Linked DNA regions of Homo sapiens: all the other regions are linked to region 2. A link is a loop called in an ENCODE intact Hi-C map of the cell type or tissue named here. Cell type or tissue: GM12878. All regions are shown on one strand.

Evidence for each region. Peaks named below come from ENCODE experiments on the same cell type or tissue, not always from the same donor. Only the 100,000 strongest peaks of a DNase experiment are listed, where the experiment ranks them.
Region 1: it touches region 2 in a loop (4-fold over the local background); 6 of 110 quality-filtered maps call a loop at or near these places.
Region 3: a loop joins it to region 2, with 5 times the contacts of the local background. A loop is called at or near these places in 4 of 110 quality-filtered maps.

Annotation. Positions count from the first base shown.
Region 1 is chr12:92,547,967-92,555,966 of GRCh38, forward strand. No RefSeq gene overlaps it. Among named protein-coding and RNA genes, the nearest start is that of LINC02397, 85 kb to the left of the region's middle. RefSeq lists enhancers at 3,916-4,355, 5,485-5,674. In GM12878, no CTCF peak of the experiment used is centred here; DNase peaks (open chromatin) are centred at 4,085 and 5,625; H3K4me3 peaks cover 971 bases; H3K27ac peaks cover 5,749 bases.
Region 2 is chr12:92,467,650-92,475,649 of GRCh38, forward strand. All of the region lies in intron 1 of LINC02397 (long intergenic non-protein coding RNA 2397), which reads left to right. Among named protein-coding and RNA genes, the nearest start is that of LINC02397, 5.0 kb to the left of the region's middle. RefSeq lists an enhancer at 155-214. In GM12878, no CTCF peak of the experiment used is centred here; DNase peaks (open chromatin) are centred at 3,147 and 4,097; H3K4me3 peaks cover 2,173 bases; H3K27ac peaks cover 6,115 bases.
Region 3 is chr12:92,534,909-92,542,908 of GRCh38, forward strand. No RefSeq gene overlaps it. Among named protein-coding and RNA genes, the nearest start is that of LINC02397, 72 kb to the left of the region's middle. RefSeq lists an enhancer at 4,191-4,240. In GM12878, no CTCF peak of the experiment used is centred here; DNase peaks (open chromatin) are centred at 2,690, 4,543 and 5,268; H3K27ac peaks cover 5,122 bases.

The sequences.
Region 1 (8,000 bases), 80 kb after region 2:
TAAAATCGGTGACCTTCTGTGGAAAGTGAATTGATTCATCCCTCTCTTCCCAGCAATTTCAGAATTAACTGACATAAAGCCATGGATAGAGAGCTGGTTGTGCAATGACTACAAGGTCTCAAAAGCAGCAACTGCAGCAGAACACAGCACAAGCTTCATGAGAAGCACGGGGAGGACAGAGATGGCAATTCCACCAAGAAGGATTAGGAAGGATTTTTTTTTTCCTTTCCCAAGACTGAACACATCATGTGATGCTATGTGCAACATGGAGATGATTAAAATCAGCATGCCTACTGAAGTTCCAGGACTAGCAGGAAATTGTGAAGCCTGTACTGCAAAGTAATACCACCTCCAGGTTACCAGATGGGGTGAGGGGTTACTCAGAAGCCAAGGCAGCTAAAGAATTATAAATCTCTATATAATTCTGATATCCAGATAGTAAAGAATTTTTAGTCTATGAGACTTCTAAATAGCACTCTGTGGCAGGAGCACATCTCCCTTGGCTCAGATATACCCAGGAGAGCTATGCCTCTCAGCAAGATGCTATGAAATTAATTACCTAGGGGAACAAGAGAAGCATTGCAAAGACTATGGTGTATCATATGTGCAGGTGATCTTTTTTTCTATGCAAATATTATTGATACGGGTAACACTTCAAATCATTAACATTTTAATCTGAAGGAGAATCCTTCTAGTGACAGATGGGGTCCAGGGTTGAGGTGAGAGGTAAGGGAGAAGACAAGTTCTGTCTATAAGCCCACTCTGATACGAAACAGAACGTTTAAGCATTTATTGCAAATTCCTCAAATATTTATTGAGCACCAGCAATATGGGAGAAGATGTGCCAGGCATTTGGGAGGATATAAACATGTATATATGTACTAATGCCACCATCAACTAGCTCAAGACATAATTGGAGAAATGGCATAGGGATAACTGTGATATAGGATCAATTTAGGAAAGTCTTGGAATTGGCACAAGGACCCACAGAATCAACACCAGCTGGGAGTGATACAAAATTAGATTGTCGGGCCCTATACAGGATCCCCAGAATCGTAATGTGCATTCGACCATGATTCCGTAGGTGATTTGTGTGCACATTTGAGAATCACTGGTCTAAACAACAACAAAAAAATGGCATGTTCGTGGAGGCCCTCTAACATATTACAAGAAAGCTTCAGAGATAGTTAAGGTCTCACTGTGAGATATGTGAGAGCAGAGGAAGAGGAATGGCCAAAAGTTCAGGAGAGAATCATCATTCCACGGTTTTCTTTTTTCTTTTTTTTTTTGAGACGGAGTCTCGCTCTGTTGCCCAGGCTGGAGTGCAGTGGCGCGATCTCGGCTCACTGCAAGCTCCGCCTCCCAGGTTCACGCCATTCTCCTGCCTCAGCCTCCCAAGTAGCTGGGACTACAGGCGCCTGCCACCAGGCATGGCTAATTTTTTGTATTTTTAGTAGAGACGGGGTTTCACCGTGTTAGCCATGATGGTCTCGATCTCCTGACCTCATGATCCGCCCGCATGAGCCACCGCGCCCGGCCCACAGTTTTCTTAAGTATGCTTGGGGGATGGCAAATAGACTGGTTTTAGACACATTTAAGGTACTGGTAGAATGGTCATGGGAAAAAAATTCTAGAAAGGTAGGTGTGGGCTGAGTTCCAGAATAACCCTAATTTCTGATTTCCTAGTTACACAAAGATGTGCAATCAAAAGGACATGAGAAAATTTTAAATGGCAAAAAAAAAAAAATGTTTAACTTCTCCTTATAATTGTTCAGACTTCAGTCCCAACTCAAGTTCCTTCTTTACCCTGTCAAAGCCCTTAGGAGGCTCATGTGTTATCCTTATGTGTATGGTCTTGATAGAAAAGATGTAGACAGCCAATGGGATGAGAACTCCAAGAAGGGCTCCAACCCTGAGGGAGAATGAAAAAGAATTCACATCAGAAACCAGGTGGAGGCTGGGCGCGGTGGCTCATGCCTGTAATCCTAACACTTTGAGAGGCTGAGGCAGGCGTATCACTTGAGGTCAGGAGTTTGAAAACAGCCTGACCAACATGCTGAAACCCTGTCTCTACTTAAAAAAAAAAAAAAAAAAAAAATTGGCCGGGTGTGGTGGTGGGCACCTGCAATTCCAGCTACTCAGGAGGCTGAGACAGGAGAATCGCTTGAACCCGGGAGGCAGAGGTTTCAGAAAGCCAAGACTGTGCCACTGCAGGCCAGCCTGGGTAAAAGAGCAAGACTCTCTCTCAAAAAAAAAAAAAAAGAAAAGAAAAGAAAAGAAGAAGAAACTAAGTGGAAACTCATCAATTCATCAATATACACAGGGAATGCATGCAAAGATTAGTGGGAACCTTAGCTCTAAGAATATACATATGTTCAGGGCCTTGACCCTGTACTCCAGACAATTAGCTCTGGGTGTGTCAATTTCAGACACTCTTCTTCACAGAGCCCCAGTCTCCTGCCCCATGTGCAACACTATCTGGAGCTCAGAGCCTTTGTACCCAATTTCACTTTTGCCAGTACTCTGCTTTATGACTGGACTCTGCCTCCATAACTAATAGATCAATTATGGTAGCACTTACAATCTGCCAGGGACATGTCTACATGCTTTATATCCTAAATCATTAAGATCCACAACCACCCTATTACTTAAGTATGATTATTACCACCAGTTCACAGACAAGAAAACTAAGCTACAGAGAGATCAAATGCCTTAACTGAGGTCACTCCACTCACTCCACTAGTAAGGGGTGATGTTGGGATTTGAATCCATGCAGTTGGCTCCACAGTTCACACTATTAAGCAGATGTTTCTCTAGGAAGCTTTTTTATCCACTTACTGAGAGGCTGGGGGAAAGAGTTCCAGAAAGCAACCACCTGACTCATGAGCAGTGACCATTCTCTGGGATATGACCCACCCACTTCACTGATACCTAGTGCTCATCACTTTGACAAATACAACTAAGATTGTTTCCTGCCTTGGGTTTCATGATTGCAATTTTCAGAGCTGGCCTCTGGATAAGGTCCTTTTTCTAGACATTATTATGCCCCATATTTGTATTTGTCAGGAAACTGGAGAGTTTATTCCAGGAACTAATTTGAAATTATAAGAATTTTTTTTCGTCCGTCAGAATAACCATTCATGAAAAGATAATGCATACATCAGTGAAGGAAGGTTCTTAAAATGGGTCAGCCAGAAAAAGGAAGAATTAAATTGGATGGCATGATTACATAGGACAACCAAGGACACCAAAGGGGCCCAAAGAAAAGAGAGCCCATGAAGAAATAGAACTGACCAGCATGAAGGTTGTACTTGGATGTTTAATGTGAAGCTGTGTTCGGTTGCCTTTTTCAGATGGAGAGAAGACGGTCCCAGTCTTCTAGGTCTGGGAAGCCAGGTCTACTATGGAGGCCTTAACTCCTGTGTGGAAAAGGCTGAGGTAGCACATTTCACCATAGGAGGAAGAAGAGACACCAGTGAAGGATACACAGCAGTAAGAGATATGGAAAAGAACAAGGGTAATGAATGGTAATTAATTCATTTATTTGCCCATTCATTCATTCTACGAATATATATGGAGCACCTACTGTGTGCTACCCTCTGGGGCAGATTTTGGCTTCAGGGAGCTTACTTGACAGTTGGGACCCAGAAAATGAGCAAAGCAATTGCCCCTTTCTTCCTGTGTACATATCAGAGGGGTAGATGGAGTGAATGCTGTGAGAACATAGGACAGGAATGAACCTTCTGTCAGGGTCTCATGAAAGCCCGGGTTGGTGAGTTTTAAAATGAGACCTGCAAAATGAGAAGGAATCTGTCACACAAAATGTAGGGAGAGAGGGTAAGGAAGAAGAACATTTCAAAAAGAAGTGTTGTTGTTTATTCCCCAAAGATGGCCAGAAAAGTGACTAAGAAAAGATCACAGGACTCCAGGTTGCCTGGGCAATCTCTGAGAGCCCTGTCTAGGGTGAAGTGGGAGTGAGACCAACAGAATAGTGTTAAGGGGACAGCTTATGGCAGGAAATGGGGACAAGCAATGCATGTGATTTGTCTGAGCTGGAGTGGGGGAGGATGAGCTTGGTTTTGCTATGTCAGGCCATTAGTTGGGGCAATTTTCAGTTTCCATTTGAGCCTGAGCCTGGAGTAGGTGCATTCCAGATATGCAGAAATCATGACCATGGAATGATTCATCTCCAGTTAGCTCCCTCAAAAATTCCCCACAGTCACTATCTGACACCTTTTCCTCAGGCCTCCACCTTGCACCTCCCCTGCCCCCTCCAGAATGACTTTGTGTCATTCTTCACTGAGAATGAGGCCATCAGAGAAAGCCTTCCTCATTTCTCCCTTTTCTACCTCTTTATTTCTCTAGATCTTCACCCTCCCTTTTTGGGAGAGGAACACTTCCTCCCTCCTGCAACCTTCCTCCACCTATCTATACTCAAACATTAACTACTAATGTGATCAAAGAATCATTATTCCTTCATTCCATAAATAACTCCACACCAGCACTTGATCCCTGTCTTCCTTTCTCTTCTGTAACTTGTACCACAAATCATGCTTGTTTATTTAATTTCTCCCTCACTACCACCATCTATTTCTAAACCAACAGCCTACTCAAGTCTGCCTGCTTCCCAAGAGTCCTCACTCAATCCTGCTTATCTTTTTGGCCAACCTCCAACTCTCTGGAATTTGACCTCAGGACTTCTTGGAGATGATTGGATGGCTGTTTTTACCTTCTAGTGACCCACTCACTCCTCAGCCTTTATCATCTGACTTTCCAGCCTGCCTATGTGTTTTTTACCCTGTTGCAGCCCCTGCCACCACCCCAGAATGCTGTTCTGTTGCACTCCTACCCGCTATGGGACTGTGTACCTGCCAGGCCTCTAGATGCTGCATCCCTCTCCTTGACCCTCATCTGAAGCCCAACCCTATGCCAATCTATAGAATGAACCCCAATTCAGACAAAAGAGATGTCAAGGTAACCAACTCCACCCTCTGAGATCCACGACTAGCCAAGGCTTGCCATTGCTCCACGTTACATCTCTGTTGTGAGAGCCATCTTGATTCTCATGTGTGAGCCCAGATTTGGCTCTAAGACTGATCTCTTAGTTTCATTCCTGTTCAACCTATTTGTTGAGCATGTATTATGGGCCAGACTCTGGCACACAACTCCTACACATGATTACCCCTCCCGTTCACAACACGGCGATGCTGGAGAGCCCTACATAGTCAGCAGACCCATGCTACAGAGGGTTTGAGGAACTCTTCCAAGGACACACAGCCATTCCATGGTGGAACCAGAACTCAAACAGGCATTCTGATTTTAGAGCCTTTGCTCAATAAATAGTTATAACAGAAGAGAGAGTGGAGACGTGTGTGTGTGTGTGTGTGTGTGTGTGTGTGTGTGTGTGTGTAGGGGTAGAAGATAGTGGTGGGGGAGCTTTCTGAGACCCTGCTACTCATGCCAGATTTTCTGGTCCTGATTAGCTACTGCCTGGCTGCCAGAAGCTGTTATTATCACTCACTCCCGTGCTCCTGTCACTGGGCTTGTGGAAACTTGCCCTTCCTTCTGCTCTCGGTCTCTGATGCTGACAGCTATGCTGGAAAATCCCATGCTGGCCACTGCCACACTTACCAGAGGCATATTGTACGTGCTGGTCTGGACTTCCTGCCTGACCCCTACGTGTCCTGTGCCTGCCCCTTCACAGGAGGTCGGTCTACTTCCTGGCCAGGGCCTTTCCAGCCTGTCTCACCCCTGTGCAGGTAACAGAGCTCTTTTCTCTGCCACCACTTCCCCACGGAGTCTTTTCCATGGTTCTCCCTGACAGAATTCATGCTACATAGTCTTTGTTAACTCATGGCATGCACTTTCTTCCTGCTTCTTTCCTCAATTTATGTGAGATTAAGTTAATACCAACCTATCTTGTTAACCCCTTCTAATACGTAATCTTCTTTATTTTAAAATTTAAATGTTTGTTATATTGAATTCAGTAACTAGAACATTCTCCTCCAAAATAAGAATGGTACAAAAACCTCAAATAAGTAAGTCTGTTGGGGAAAACAAGTTCCCCCAAAGAATAAATCTACCAGGAGAGTAAAAACGATGATAATCAGAACAATGATCAATAATCACTATTGTCAAAGTGCCTGGCAATCACCAAACACCAGATTCATCGGCTCTTCACCGTCCTGTAGGATGACTTCTGTGACTTGCTAAAACCCACACAATAAGTATAATGGTGACAAGACTCAACTCCCAGGCTCTGACATTAAGTCCTATTGTCTTCCTAAAATGCTCCTTAAAGAGAGGATTTCTGTCTCACATGGTCATCTGGATCATTTGAAAACTTCAAGCAGAAAGTCCCAAGGTCACCATTAAATGTTTTCCAAGATTACACATCTTCAAACAGAAACCCAAAATAATGAAAACCAGGAACCAAGACTTCCAGCTTCTCTAATGAGAGTAAGTCTTAGTTCTTTTTCCTTACTCCACAAGAAAAATTATATCTCCCAAGGGGAGTTATGGGCTTTCCAAAAGAGGAGCAAAGGGATTTGAGCTTAGGAAATGAAACTTTGCTCAGCACTCTTCAGGAATGACGTTCTCCTTCCTCCCCTATAACAATGCAAGTGCACATTCATTTTCTTACATTTTAAATCACTGAACAAAAAGGCCTAGTTTTATTTATCCTGCTGCTGCCACTGTGGCAAAACTAAATGTGTGGTGCATAAACTGTTTATAAATCTTGTCTCCAACAAGAGAACTGAGTGTGCACTTTTTGAGGACCTTAGTTCATTCAGAATGATGAGAAAATTTGGGAGAAATTTTTCTCTTGATATAAGAGCTGTATAGGCCAAATGGACTTCCTTTTCTGGCCTAAATGCTGTGTTTATAAAAATGGTGTGCTGTAAATAGCAAAGTATAGAAGTGAGAAATTATGCCTCTGCTGAATAAACCACACTCCCGGCCGACTGACTCCCTGCTTCTTCAAAGTGAAGAAACATTTGTTCCTATATCTTGTGAACAACAAGCTGGATCCATTGAAAATGCCAGATAACATTGATCTTGGGGAATAAGAAAACAACCTTTTTAAAGGTCAGAACTGTCTTAGTTTTTAATGGATTATTGGTTGATGAATTCTTTCATGAAATATTTCTCTAATGCCTTCTGTGTCGAGAACCATTCCAGGATCCAAATATACCCTTGCTTCCATTTTCTGCATCAGGGTCAGTGATCCTGCTGAAAGGTTAATTTCATTATACCACATCAGTCTCCTGCTCCAAACCTCTCACTGGTTTCCCTCTGCACTTAGAACAACTTCCAACTCCTTCCTGCCATGTACAAGGCCCTGTCTTCTCAGGTGGCCTCATCACTCACCTCCTTCACACTGTACCCCACCCCAGCCACACTGGCCTTCCCACCAGGCTCATTTTCAACTCAGTGTTCTCCCACGTGCTGCGGCCACTGCAGGGGCACTCTCCCCGAGGCTTCTCCCTCATGGGACTGGCATCTCCTCACCTCTCAGGTCTCCACTCAAATATCACCTCCTGGACCTGGCGCAGTGGCTCATGCCTGTAATCCCAGCACTTTGGGGGGCCAAAGTGAGTGGATCACCTGAGGTCAGGGGTTTGAGACCAGACTGGCCAACATGGTGAAACCCCGTCTTTACTTAAAATACAAAAATTAGCCAGGCATGGTGACACATGCCTGTAATCCCAACTACTCAAGAGGCTGAGGCACAAGAATCTCTTGAACCCAGGAAGCAGAGGTTGCAGTGAACCAAGATCGCACCACTGCACTCCAGCCTGGGTGACAGAGCAAGACTCCATCTCAAAAAATAAAAATTAAAAAATCACTTCCTAGGAGGTGATTCTTTTTCTAAATTTGCTCTTCCTTCTCTATTTTCTATCCCCTTACCCTGCCCCCTTTATTTTATAAATAGTAATTATCACTCTCATAAACCTTTTTTATTTTCCTGTTTACTAATTTATTATCTATTTCCTCCA
Region 2 (8,000 bases):
GTGGGGTAAGGGATAAGGAGGAATTTGTCTACAGGATCCTTTTATCCTAAGTTGCCTTACAACATCCAATTGTGTTACCGTTTTTTTTTTTTTTTTTACAAACCCATTGCTAGGCTAAGAAGTATTGATTCCATCTAGTTAAACATGTCGAGTGAGAGGAAGTGATCAATGGATTACTTCTTCAAAACATTTATCCCCCCTAGTGGAATCCTCTGATTTTTATAACATTAAAGAGCCAGGTATAGGAGTTGGGAGAAGAATTTAAAATTTGAAATGTCTTCTTTTTTCAACTCTGTTCATGAAAACTCTAGTTAATGCATGTGATTTCCTGGGTCTCCCTCTCTACTTCCCTCCATTATCACCACCTTTTGTTGCTGCTGGGGCTGTGGGTGCCCTGAAGGAGCATGAGATGGCCTTCCTCAGATATCTGGGTTTTAAATTCAGTTCGTATCTCTTAAGTGAAGTGGGTAGGGCCAAAAATGACTCACTGCCCAGTGGTGCCTGGAAACATTATCAGCAAAGACATTCACCTAGGGAGAAAATAAACACAGAATTCTCATATGGGCCCATCTTTCCAACCATCTCCTGGACTTTGGTAGTCTTTTCTGAGCCAGATATCTCTCTAAAGTCACTTGCTGTCAGACCTTTTTGTCTCATATTTAGGAATGGCTGAAGTTCTTTATAAATCCCAGATGAAACAGGAGGAAAACTACTTTGAAATGATCATTTCCATGATCTCTAAAATGCAACAAACCGTATTTCTTAAGATTAACGGATGCGAGCCTATGACAGGTTCAATGTGGGACCAACTCAAGGGAAATTGATGACCGAATTATTAAAAGGCATTCATTACATCGCAGTTTCACCTGAAGAGGGGGTGTCCCCCAGTAGTGCTTCTGCAGCAGAATTGCTTAGAAACTGCAGAACATCCACAAGGCAAGCACCCCAGGCCATTGTGTCTGACTGTCTTTCAAATAGAGGAATGGCTAGTTGCCATTTGCTGAGGGCATCTCCTGCACTGAGAACTGTGTGCATATATGGATGATATCGCCGAGACTCACAAGTATGCAAGATAGAAACTAGGTGCATTTTTTTCAGATTAGGAACTTGAGAATGGAAGATAAACTGAGAAGGGGAGCAGGGGAGGATAGGGAGAGATTGGGCAACGGTTAAGAAGTTACAGTTAAATAGGAATAAATCCTGGTGCTCTATTGCACAGCAGGGTGCCTGTGGTTGACAACATTGCATTGTCTATTTCAAAGTAGATAGAAGAGAGGCTTTTGAATGTTCTCACCACAAGGATATGATAAATGTTTGAGGTAATGGATATGCTAAATACTCTGGTTTGATTATTACATAGGGTATGCCAGTTTCAAAGCATCACATTTTACCCCATAAATATGTACAACTATCATGTGTCAATTAAAAATAAAATTAAAAAAAATTTATTGATAAAAGAATAAAAAATAGCATGCTTTTGGCCACTCTATTTGATAGGCATCATTTAAAAAACATAAGACTATAAGGCTGGGCATGGTGGCACATGCACCTGTACTCCCAGCTATTTAGGAGGCCGAGACAAGAGGGCTGCTTGAGCCCAGGAGTTCGAGATCAGCCTGAGCAACACAGTGAGACCCTCATCTTTAAAAAATATACGTAGTATAGATGATGTAAAAGGACCACCTTTCCAAATGAGTCAATTTCTTCCTTAATTTAATACATTCCTAGGTAGTAAGTTTTTAGAGAGCTAAACTAATTCCTTGCTATGTCTTAGGTTACCATTTATAAGTGTTCTTATGGGGGTTAGCTTCATTTTATGTACTAAACACTTATTTGAAAGGATCGTTGCCTTTTTCCATGTGCTAATTTGTATAGAGAGTTTACGTATTGTGGGAATTTAATTTATTCCTGCATTTTATCCAGGAAAATAGAGCCAGATGCTTTTGGACACTTGTTATTTGCTTTAAATAAGATATCAGGTTAAGATAAGAAAAATATATTGATTGGATATTGCGTCTTCCTCTGGAGAACGTAAAACCTTTCACGTCCTACATCTCATCATACCTTACAACTTTAGAACAGACTCTAATAAAAGGAAAATGTTTTAACTGTCCCTTTACTTATAGAGGGCAGGGATGGGAAAGTGCACTCAATTATACTAACAGAGCTCTCAATTAATCTAAATTCAAAGCGAAGGCTCCTGTTGTGGATCAGGGACCCTGAATAAACATGCTTTCTAGGAGACTTCACCGCCAGGTTCCAAGAGAGGTCACAGTACTCCTGCACTCCTGATGGCAGACCCTTGGATTCCATTGCAGGCAGTGACACACCAAGAGTAAGAGGAGCTGGCTTCAGCCCTGTCCACGTGTGTCTGCTGGCTCGCCCTTCTGTCTGGCATCTCCACGCCCCTCCTCTTCCGGACTCCCTTGCATGACCTTCCAAACAGAATGAGCTGTTCTTCCAAATATGACCCTAACTCATTCAACAGCTGGAGGCAAGAGCAAACTAGAGCTCATGCAAAGGGTATTAGCATTGAGTCTTTTTTTTCCCCCTCTTTCTCTCAGACTAATAGATATTTGGAAAATTCATCTAAAAACCTTTTTTAAAAAAATTTCATTCATAAAAATAGCCAAGGGGTTTCTCAGAGAGTTTCCTTTTAGCAAGTCTTTTGGAAGGAATAAATGTCTACTTTATTATTTTTCCTTCCTGTGCCTGACCTCGGAGAGGATTAGAGGGTCTGGGCAAGGAGAGGAGCCTCACACCCAGCCACCCACACTTTTCCTTCTGACGAGACCCACCGCCATGCCATGCTCTGTACAAGTTCTCTGGAGGAACATAAGAGCCACCTTATGTGTGAGGGAATAAGACCATGCTTTGAAGAGCCAGACTTTCTCCTTTTACTTGCTCTTGAAATTGTTTTCACTCTGATCTGCAAGTCAAAGAAATGATCTATTATACATGTAGGGACCTCAAAATCTGTTTGACTCTGTGCAAATAAGGTACAGTCCCTGCCTTCTTCCTATAGTTTTCTTATCACTAGGGGACTTGAAAAGGATTTAGTTCAACAACTGAGTCAGCATGAGCTCACACAAAACAAATCGTTTCACACCAATGTCAATTTCTTTCTTTCTTCCCCCCCGCCCCCACTTTTTTATTTAAATAATTCGGTCAGGGAAATCCCACATGCTTAGTATCATTTTGTCAGCAAGGTACATGACAACTCTGGTCACAATAGAAAGTCGTTTAGTGAATTAATGTCAACTCTGGAAAAAGTGGCTAATGTGTCTTGGGGAGTTTGGTCCTTGCCTGTACACCTGCCTGAAGATCACAAGAGTAAGAAGGACAGGTAACACACACTGAATGACAGGATCAGAGGTTAGCAATATCTCAGAAGCCTGCCATATGAGCCAAACCCAATACAAAACAATTTAGCAATATTAAGTAATTATCACATTTTGTACTTCAATAAAAAATTTAATATCATGACTTTGCGGTAGGAAAGGCCAAGTTTAATGTTGGTTAAAAATAGTTTGGAGATTATATTTGTCTGTCTTCAATATGATGTTTCTTTCAAAATATCCCAAATAATCTGAATTAAGAGTAGAAATAATATCTACCATTTATTGAGTACCTACTATCTGCTAAAATAACAAATTTATAATGAAGGTGTAACTATTCCCATTTTACAGATGAAAAAAATGGAGGAGGTTAAGTAACCAGCACTAAGTCAAAATGGCTAGCAAAGATCAAAACCAACATGTTAGCCAATGTTAGGCAGTTCAAGTCCTTTCCTCTGTGCCTGAAATGAAAGAAATTTTCCAGGAATTTTGCATTGGTTATTCATATCAAGTATAAAAAATGTTATTCATTTCAATGAACCAAAATTAAGTCAAGACACTTAAGGACTGTCTAGAGGAAAATGACCAGGATAGGAAAGAGTCTGGAAGCCATGCAAGAAAAGACACAGATGGTAAATATTTAACATGAAAAATAGAAGATTTGTGTGGGATATAGGAGATACCTTCAAATAATGAAGACCTGTGGTCAACTGGGGCAAATATTTTAACCCCAAATAAGTTCTTCAACAATAACAGTTTCATTACAAATAAGGGAAGAGAAAGTGCCCAAAATGAGCATTCTCAGTCACTAGATGCAGAATCAGAAAGCCACCTGCCAGGGCTGTTATTGAGTGAAATTCTGACTTTGAAAACATTTGGCCTATACGAGGGATTCTTAATCTGATATCCATGGAAGAACTTTAGGTAAAGTCTTTGAATCCCTGGAAATTATATGAAAAATTGTATATGTGTTTTTTTTTCTTGGGAAATGGTGGATATATTTCTTCAAATCCTCAAAGCAATTCTACAATATTGGTGGGGCAGTGAAAGGAAATCACTTCCAATTCTACAATTCTGTTTTGTAAAAGTAGTCTTACCCTTCACAGAGGTGCACCCAAGAGAACTGTGTGATTGATTTAATATTAGGGGTGAATGAACATAAACAATTGAAGAAAACTTCAAGGTTTTTAGCCTTGTAACTAAGATGTTCATACAATTTTTAAAAATCTTTAATAAAAGAGAAGCAAATTTAGTGGAAGATAATTAAGTAGAAATAAATAGGCAAACTGAAGCCTGTCTAAGATTCCAGTACTGAGAGTACTGAGTACGTAATTCAAATATTCTTTTACATCATGGCAGAAAAATGCTGAAATCTAGGGATATATGCTGACTAGTAACTGAGTCTTATATAAATAATTTTTTTAAAGCCACTTGAACTTTAGAACCATAAAATGTTATAACACTAACTGTTCTAGAGACTACTTACTTCAGTCTCCTAATGTTACAACTGAAGAAATCATGTCTCAGAAAAACTAAGAGACATATTCTGGATTCTGGGGCCTGGTTCCTGATTCACGTCTCTGTCTGCAAATTTAAGGAAAAAAAATTCTAAAACATTCAAATCTGGAATAAACCTATGCATTTTTCAAGAAGAAAATATATATATAAAAACTAGTCTTAACTACATATAATACACAAAGGTCCACTTTGTTATGGTATAAGGCAAGACCGTAAGGAGGTCTTATGCCTCCTTATGAGGCATAAGATTGCCCCTTACGAGTTTTAAAGTATGAATTCCACACGTCAGCATGCTCTGGGATGTTTTCACAGTATTTTTAACATTGGTCCTCATAGTCTTAATTTACCTCTGGAAATTTCCATGGATGATTAAACTATGAAGAACAAAGAAGCACATGGCTGTGTTATTTAGAGTTTAGTGAATTAGGTCTGCAAGTCTGTTGGTTTCCTTTTAGATGTTGTCTTGTCCGTTTCTAAGATCAGAGGGAGACCAGCTCCAGGAGTGCTCATGAATGCATCAGTGGTCTTCCATACCATCTGATGAAAAGATTCATTCTGTGTCTCAAAAGGATATTCCAGATCCAGTTCTGAGTCAGCAGGTCTTTGGTGTATATATATATATATATATATATATATAAATTTTTCCACTGCTTTATTTTTTTAAATTCATCTGACAAGGTCAAGGTGGGATTGAGACAAGAAAAATTTGGAACTAGTCCCATTTGAGACTTATTTCCTTAAAAAAGGAACTGTTTTTTAATAATCTGAAAGTTTACATAATTTTGACATGCAAGTTATATACGTGTGTGTGTACGTTTGCATGCTTGTGTGTATGTTCATTTTTTTTAAAGAGACTCAAACTAAATAAAATTTTGATTGGGGGTGTTGCTGAAAGGACTATAGTGTCAGCTGTTATAACTTCAGCTTTAAACACTAAACCAAAACATGGGCTACATGTTCCAATTCATACTGAAGCTTTATAATATATGGCCTTAGAGTAGAAGTATAATGATCTCTTGGGAGAGGCAAGATCCAATTAAAATTCAGTTTGCTGTCTTTTGGAAAGACATAAGCAGTTATATATCCTTTGAGACGGTCTTAAGAAATACACACCTGAGCTTTAAATGGCCACTCATTTGACTGTGAAGTTGAATTTCAATTCATCTGGGAGTCAGAGCACAAGAAAGAATTCAAATAACAACACTCTGATATTTCCTGGTGTGTTACCAGGGAGAAAAGAGCTCCTGGAAAATGAACGCCTTACACATTTGCAGATATTACCAACCACTTATAAAAACAAGGCTATTGTTATGCATAAAAGTCATTCCTTTTAGGGGAAGCCTAAGAGTGAATTGAAATGTGGCTGACATTTCTACCACAAGATAAAATGTTTTTTTAATATCATGTTTAAGTTCTCTTAGTTAAAAAAGAGAAAAGGGAAAAAAAGAAGAAGAAAGAAAAATATCTATAATCCAGTATTCAGAAGCAATTCCAGACACTTCACCCATGAAATAACTCACTGGAAGACATTACATTTCTAAACACAAAAGCTATTAGCAGCCTTTTCTAATTCTCTTTTAGTTCAATAAGGGAATTATTGACCGTATTTTGCAATCCCACATGTTTTTAAAAGACAAAAAACATAGTACATTGAACAGAAAACATACGAATGCTTTCTATTTAATTTATTAGTTCATGACTAAGATGAAACACTCCAACATATACAATAACCTCCCCACCCCCACTTCACTCTGAGGTTCTTTTGGTTACTTCTTTTTTACAACAAAGGTTTGATGTATTCTTTAAAATATAAAAAGAAAAAGCCACTATATTGCCTCAGAACTACTCCATCTCACTGCCTCACTTTAAATTCTGATTGACTGTAATGAGACCACAGACAGATTGATGAAATAAATTTAGATACTAAATAGCATTGTACTTGGGGTGATTTAGTTATATAGCTCATTTATTTCTTCAACAAATTTGTTGAACAGCAGTATTAGTTAAGGCAATGCAAGCTGATGTCATAAATAAACCCCCAAATCACAATGGCCTAAAACCTTAAAGGTGCAATTTTTATTCATGGAAGCAGGGCAATGTAAGTAACTACAGGATTCAGGCAGCCAGAATTCTTTCATCCTGTGTTTCCATCATCTTCTAGAGCTTCAAAGTCTTCTGCATTTATCCAAGATAAGAGAAAAGAAATTTGAGAAGGTGTACCTGTTTTTAGCCATCTTCTGCTCACTTGCTCTTGGAATTAACAAATCACACAACCATACCTAAGTGCAAAGTGGTTGAGAAATGTATTTCCTGATGGGACAACCACCTTCCAGTGATAACTTCACACTCTGAAAGGGCTCAGCTGCAACACCTGTAATAATACTGTGCTGGACATTGTGGAATTTTCTAAAAGAAACAAAACTGGGACCTTGTCTTCCACGAGCATGCACGTTAGCAATTTTTTGCAAGGAATTTATTCCCTTACCAATAATAATAGTTAATATATATATAAAGTTTGTTATGTATCAGGCTCATTATTGGACCAGAGGCTGTGTGGGTGGTATTTCAGGACTCAAACCCTGGTATCTGCGCTGTCCAAATTCATGCTCTTGCCTCCTGCCCTCCGTAGACTTCTAATCACTTAAGGCAAGAGACTCAAGTCTAGTTCTCTTAGAAGTTCCTACCACAGGGCAGAGCCCACACCAGACAGTGAAGGAATGTGGATTATACTAAACAAAACCCTAGGATCGATTGTATAGGTAACTGTTGGCAATAAATTAGAGCTCAATTCCAACTCATAAAAAGCTGTACTCCAAAATACAATTCACCATAAATGAAAGCTTTTTAAAGATATGAGTTGCCTATACTATAAATATTGATTTTTTTTCATCTGAGTCAATTGAGATGCAAATGCTAATTTGAGTAGATGAGCATATGAGCATTAGTGGAAAAACTCACCTAAAAAGGTACAAGAGAGAGCAAGATGCCCAAGATAGATTAACACAACACTTTAACCAGAATGTTCTATCATTTTCTTTCTGCACATACACCTTCTAACTTGCAAATCTGTCTTGCTTCACATGATCTCTTCCCATCTAATTTGATGGGTTTTTCTCTGAAAGAAATGAAGGGAGGATTCCTCCA
Region 3 (8,000 bases), 67 kb after region 2:
TGTTGGAGGCAGAGGGAAGCCCCTCTACATTCTGCTTTATTCACTTGACATTAAAACTACACATTTCTCTCCATTTCTATGGTCTTATCTGTCATTTTTAATGAATAAATACTATTTTATTGATATATGTATAGATATTTATTAACCTCTTATCTGTTTTTTTTTTAACTGTTTGAGTTAATTTGGACTGCTATAACAGAATACCGTACACTGAGCGGTTTATAAACAACAGAAATTTATCTCTCATAGTTCTGGAGACTGGGACAGCCAACATCAAGGTACTGGCAGATTCAGTGTCTGGTGAGGGCACCCTTCTTGGTTCATAGACAGCTGTCTTCTCTCTGTGTCCTCACATGGTGGAAGAGGCAAGGAACCCTCTGAGACCTCTCTTCTGAGAACACTAATCCCATTCATGAGGATTCCTCCCTCATCACCTAATCACCTCCCAAAGACCTCACCTCCTAATACTATCACCTTGGGGGTTAGGATCTCAACAGATGAATTTCAGAGGGCAGGGCCTAAACATTCAGGCCATAGCATCTACTATTACAGAACTTCATATGTATGGCTTTGTTTTGATGCTCAATTATCTCAATTATTTTCTTAAATTCCCAAGAGCATACACTGACAAGCTCAAAAGATTTGAACATTTGCCTGTGTATAGTGATACACTAGACATAGTCATGTTATTTTTCGAAAGCATTGAAGCAATTTAGCATGCCATCAGCAAAGCTAAAGTTATCAAAATTTTGTCACAGATTGGACAGCTAGGTTTTATCTTTTGCATTTAAAAAATATTTATTGAGTATCTACTATCTACTATGATCAGACACTCCTCTGCATATTTCCCTCAAGTTCCCATGTGGCTTCCTGAGTCCTAGGATGATGGTCCTAAGCACTATGTTCTGTAAGCACCATACAAAATGTACTCACAGCCAAGAAAAATCCACCTGCCATGGGATCCTGTTTTCCCTATGAGGAGACCTTCTCTTTTCCAGTGGCTCTTTGGGAGACACTGTCTCCATCTTTCCATTACCTGCAGAAGCAGTTTCCCTCCTTGCCACTAAGGTTGATTTTCTAGGACAACTCTTCCAATTCTTTTTATATCCAGGGCTGTTTCCTCCCTCAGTGTTTCCTTCCTTTCTACCTCCTGGAGTAGAGCACCCTCCTAGAGAGAGACAGAAGTCCTGGGTAACCACATCCTGCCATAACCTAGGATCAATGTGATTCTCCAGTCCCCAGAGACCCACTGGACCTAGGTGGGAGTGAAGTCAGCCCCGCCTTTCCCTGTGCCCAAGCAGGTCCCCAAGACGCCAGCCCTGCTCCCTCCTAGAAGCTAGTCTTCCTCTGTCCTTCCGACAGCCTGCACTTTGGGAAGAACTGGCCCACTACTTTCAGCTCTCCAGTGGGAGTTTTCACCATAGATGATAGCCTCTGTTTGTCATGTTTGTTGTGATTCTTTCCCATCTGCTGACCTAAGTTATTTTGTTCTTCTTGTTGTTGCTCATATGTTTGCAATCCTTTATGTAGCCACATTTGTCAGTCTTTTTCTTTGTGATTTCTTCTGGCACTTCAAAGTACAATTTTTTTTAAAAAAAGACAGTGTTTTCTCCAAAGATCTGACAATCAATAACTTACATTTTCTGCAATATTTTCTATTATCTAATACTTTAGCCATATAAAATTTATTTTAATCATAGGGTATTAAATTGCTGTATTAAATTGATTTTTTCAAAGAGAGATCTAGATAAGAATACTAAACAATCTGTTTTAAATAATTCTTTATTTTATTGTTTTTCAAAGATGCCTCTTGTTATCTGTTATATTCTTATATACAATATGTTTACTTCTGAACTGTGCTGTTCCATTTAACTGTATGCTTATTGGGGGAAGATATACCTCCATTTACTGTTCTCTTTGCAAAATACAAGTTAATGCTCTTAGGTGAGCATGGGGGTGGTAAGTGCTAAATAAATGACATCTATTTTTGCAAATAAAAATTACAATTATGTTAAGTTCAAATATCCTATGGAGATTTTTGAGGTGGACTATAGTCAACCTATAAATTTGTTGAATGAGATAGAAGGCTTTCTGATTGATCATTATTTTCAAGGATAATAGTACACCTTTCCATTCATCTTCTCTAATATTATTCAGTAAAGTTTTATACTTTTGTTTCTATTAGATAAGACATGCAACTGTTTCATAAGAATTCTTATTGTTAAATAATTTAGATAATATTATATTATTCTGGTAAAAATAAAAGGACTCCTGGTATATATTTATATATATGGCATTCATCTGTCCATTTTATTGATGCCTATAGTTATTTTATTTTTTAGATTATTTCTTATAGTTTTTAAAAGTATACAATCATAACATCTAAAAATGATATTTCAATTTTGTTTTCCAGTATTAACTCTTCTGAGTTTTTTTAATATTTTCTTGCATTGACCACAACTTCCAAAGTTGTGGTCATATGTATATGCATTGATGAAACCCATATGAGAATGGTTGCCTTGGTTTTCTTACTGATTTGAAAGGGAAACTTTCTAACAGGAAGAAGAAAAGGAGGCTTTTGAATAAGACTTGAAGGTTGCTTAATGCTGATGGTGTCTCTTACAAGCTAGAAATACAGAACAAATTCCACAACCTCCCTGAATCCCAGTTCCTTCACCAGGAAGATGATGATATGAATACATCTCACAATGTCATAGGAATAACTGAGATATCATTTGCAAAGGGCCTGGCACTCAAGGCAGATACAATACATTTTACTTTTATCTAGTAAAAGAGTTGAGATTTAAAGCCAGATCTACCTGACTTCAGGCCCACACACATAACCCTGTGCTCTGCAGCCTCTTCAGGAGGAATTCCATTTATGCGTAGGCCATGCCCATGTATGGAAACAAACACAGCCACAGATGTCTAGGTCTATTAGCCACAACAAAATAAACCCTGAAAACTAAGCTACCTCTCTGTGAATATACCAGCTTCCCTTCATGCACAGCATCATGTACGGATCTGAAATCCGTACATGTCTAGCCAGCCTGGCCAACACAGTGAAATCCTGTCTCTACTAAAAATACCAAAAAAAAAAAAAAAGAAAAAAAAAATAGCCAGGCATACTGGTGGGCGCCTGTAATCCCAGCTGCTCAGGAGGCTGAGGCAGGAGAATCGCTTGAACCTGGGAGGCGGAGGTTGCAGTGAGCCGAGATCACACCATTGCACTCTAGCCTGGGTGACACAGTGAGACTCTGTCTCAAAAAAAAAAAAAAAAAAAAGAAATGTCTAAACTCTATCCAGTAAGTGCAAATTCTAAGGTAGTGGCTATCTTTAAGGAGGGGAGGCCAGAGATGGGGTGGAAGGACAGAGGAAGAATATGAAAAGAAATGCAAGTCATTGAAACTATTATGGTACTTAGGTTGGGTGGTGGTTTCACAGGTGATCATTATATTATCAGACTTCATAATGTACATGTATTTTAGTGTCATGTTTACTATGCATCAATTTTATACAAAATATTAAACAAAGCCAAAAAAAAGAATCCTCTGGCCCAGTTTAAAAGACCATGAGTATTTAATTAACAATTCCTGACCAGGCACAGTGGCTCACACCTGTGATCTCAGCACTTTGGGAGACCGAGGTGGGTGGATCACGAGATCAGGAGTTCAAGACCAGCCTGGCCAAGATGGTGAAACCCCATCTCTACTAAAAGTACAAAAATTAGCCAGGTGTCGTGGTGGGTGCCTGTAATCCCAGCTACTCAGGAGGCTGAGGCGGAGAATTGCCTGAACCTGAGAGAGAGAGGTTGCAGTGAGCCGAGATCATACCACTGCACTCCATCCTGGGCGACAGAGCAAGACTCCATCTCAAAACAAACAAAAAAAAATTCCTATTCCCTCTACCCTGTATTCACTGTTCACTGTACTCTACCCTACAGTGAACAAAAGGTACCTAAGCCAGGACATGCCCCTGAATCTTTTATCCTGATAATCATATTTTCCTAGGCACAAGGCCTGAGAGTTAACAAACCTGATTTTTTGATAGTATTTGTCCTGGAAAATAAAACAAAATGTCTTTCTTTAAGGGATAGTCTTCCTTTTGTCAAAGTGTCAAGGGGGAAAAAAGGGGAAATTTTAAAAGCAGCCTATTTCATTGTCACCACTTCATAAACACTGCACTAAAGGGCAAGAGCCACGCTTTATTCCTCTTGCAAAATCCCAAAGCACCCAGTACAAGGACCTGCACTTAGTAGGCGGACAATTGACATTTGTTAATCAATGTATGAATGATGAGCCAAGTCTCATAGCTTCCATGGAGAATCTTAAATGTCACTCCTTTTGAAATGCGACCATGCTTCTCAACCTACTAAAAATTTCTTAATGAACCACCCACAGACACAGTCTTGTGTGAATATCTCCTGTGTTCCCCAAATCCTTTGTGACCTATGGACACAATTGCTAAACGTGAGTCATGCTTCTATCACTCCCACACAATGGGTATTTTTAATGCTACAGCATTTCCTGAAGTCAAGCGCTCAGGAAATGGTTTTTGCAATAATGACCTCAGCCTCCCCATATTCCCCCCACCCCCCATCACAGAATCCAAGAATAACTGAACAGGTGTCCAAATACCCAGAATTACCCAAGAAACCTCACAACCTGTCTTCTGTTTTCTATCAAAGTCATGAGGTTAACCTCTTGTCCTTTGGAGTTCGAAGGAATGTGTCCAAGAACTGAACACAACCATATCTGTCCTTTATTTATATTGAGACACAGTTTATTTCCAAGACTGTCAATGGTCTCCAGACCCCAGAACTAAATCTGTATACCATCATGGCTAAAAGTATGAGTTCTGGAATTCAAAAGCCTTAGAGACTGAATTCTGACTCTGCCACTAAGTATGTGGCTTCAGCCAAGTCATTTAGCCTTTCAGAGCCTCAATATTCTCACCTGTAAAGTGGAAATAATGGAAGAAACTATTTCTTGGAATGTGTGAAAATCACTCACGTAAACTGCTGATCTCCAGGCCTGATACACAGCAAAATGCCTAGTACTTGCTAATTGTTATTGCGTCAAGTTTCCCCAGATTGAACCTTAGGTCTGGTCAGTTTCTCCTGGACAGCAGTCATTTTGACAGCTTAGGATCTTTAGGTGCCCACATACCTTCAGAACCTCAACCCATTCTTGGGAGCACTGTCTGACCACCCTCTGAGGACCAGAAGCAGGAAGAGAGATCAGATGGTGAGAGGATAAGGACTGTTGATACCCAAGGGAGGTTGTAAAACCACTTGGGCACACCCAAGTTCAAAACAAAGAAGCCATCACACGAGGGTGAGAGAAGAGGTATTTACTCAGTGAGGCCCCTTCCAACCCTCATGGTAAAAGTCTACACTTGTTTAGAAAAGAGTATGTCTGTTTTATGATTTTATTTTTTAAAAAGGGAAACTCAACAACAAAAATGATGATGAAAATGACAATCTGACTATGGAAAACAGGCTCCTGCTATTCTCATCAGACCATCTGACAAACTACCCAAGGGAGTTTCCGAGGCCTCCCAAACAGTAACAGCAGAGCAGCCACTCAAGAGGATGCCCCGGGGAGCCGCCAAACTGCAATTGCCCTGGAAATCAGATTCGAACAGCTCAGACATGAGGGCAAAGGGCGGGATGCATGCATCCCTAAGCACCAGCCCTTCAGCCCAGCAGAGGGGCACAGACAAAGCTGCCCCGGAAGAATTGTTTGGGAGGTGCAGATACAAAGAATAAGATCCTGCTGGCAGCGCTGGGAAACACAGCAGCAGTCGGCACACGCTGGCCCTGGCAGTCAGCAACCGCCTGGCTCAGGCTGAGCAAAACCTTTCTGTGAATATGGCGTGAAAGCAGATCTCTCAGAGGCTCATGCTCCCTGAAGGTGAAAGATCAACAACAAAAAAGGCATTAACCCCTCTCCTAAATGATATTTCATGGCCATCAAAATCCCATCAAAGGAGCAGCTCATGTTCATAAGCCTGGGGGAGATGCTCCCAGCAATTTAGACACATTGGCAGCCCCAGGGAGGAGGACATAGCCTATGGGGACTCTCTATGTGTGAAGGGCAGCAGTTTGCATAACAAATGTTCCATGCACAATCTTGGAACATTGGCATAATTCTTTCTGGACCCAATAATGATAATTACTCTCTGTCCTAATTAAGGAGAAAATAAAGAAGCTAATACTTTTATAAATCAACAAGTAGGATTAGTATGATGTACAAAGCGCCCTTGAGTTTGCTTCAGGAGACTTCCTCCTCTGTGTGACCACAAGTATATCACATCGGCCACCTGGGCTTTTGTTTCCTTATCCATAAATCCTTTCTTTAAGGGGACATCTTATGGGTTCCTTTGAATGCTCCTATCCTAATTTATTCTTCTTTTCCTTTAAAAATGTTTGGTAAAGGCTTAGCATGCATGCAGTAAAATACACAGCATGATGTGTAGTATTCTTACTTAGAATTTTATGCCTTTCAAAGGGCGAAAGATGGTGATCAGGTGATATTGATTCTCTCCTTGTATAGCTTCAAAGATCGTGTTATAGATGAGAAACTAGATATTCAAAGGCACAGAGAACATGTCATCCGTATCACTCAGATTAGAACTTCCAAGTGCTCACTCATGATATGTAGTCTGGTGAGCCAGGCCTCAGAGTGTCCTACTGTGGGCTCATGGAGCAGTTCTTCAGGATGTGGACAACATTGCTTGGACCAGGGACAGGAGAGAAAAAAAAGTGATAGGCTGAGAAGAAATTTTTATGTGACATGCAAATACTTAGAAAAGATGAATGCTAGTACATCGGGAAATTTATAATTTCTTTTGACATTCAGGATTTGCCATAATTTAATAGTTCTTACCTGTTGGATGCTTACTATGTGCCAAGCATTGCACATTAACATGTATTATCCTGTTTAATCTTCAAAATAACCTATGAGGTGGACAATTTTATTACCCCATTTTACAGAAGAGGAACAAGAGTTTCAGGGAAATTAAGCTAATTTTCCCAAGTTACTGATAGAATGTGGCAGAGCTAGGTCTTGAACCCAAGCCCACAAAATTGACCGTGCCATTATTCAGTTTCTCACAAGCACTTCCACCTTACTCTGCAATGAAGGCACCACCACCCCCCAGGAAAAGGCACTACCCCAGCCAGATGGTACACTTCATCCCCACTTCTGCTGTTCAGGCTTGAACTTGGCATGGTCTTCACCTTTCATTCTGCCATCCAAATCCATCCCTCAAGACCTAAGTCGAATACTATCTTCTCCTCGCCATTGCCTTCTACCCTGAAAGTTCTGTACTCTGAATCAGTTTAAAAGGTGTTATCTGTTCCATCCATCTGGGGTCTTCATCATTTCCTTAAATATGTACATTATCCATTCCTTCAATAACATACATATTCAGTGTGCTTTCTCCTCAAATAATTGCCAGATACTAGAAGTCAGAAACCATGTTGTCTATTTCTTTTGTATCTCTGAAAGAATCATAGTACAAAATTTATAAATGAAATCATGTAGCTCTGTGCTATATGAAAATTATATCATATGACATTACAGCCACCCTGTATTTGTTGACTAAATTGTCCTTTCTGTTTAATTCCCAAGCATTTGAGCCACTCTGCCCCAGATTGAATTGCCTTGCCTTTTTTTTTTTTTTTTTTTAAGATGGAGTCTCACTCTGTCACCCAGGCTAGTGTGCTCACTGCAACCTCTGCCTCCGGGTTCAAGTGATTCTCCTGAGACTTAGTCTCCCAAGTAACTGGGACTACAGGCAACTGCCACCACACCCGGCTAATTTTTTGTATTTTTAGTAGAGATGGGGTTTCACCATGTTAGCCAGGATGGTCTTGATCTCCTGACCTTGTGATCTGCCCACCTCAGCCTCCCAAAGTGCTGGGATTACAGGCATGAGCCACCGCGCTCGGCCTGAATTGCTATTTATTCATTTATTTTGAGACGGAGTCTCGC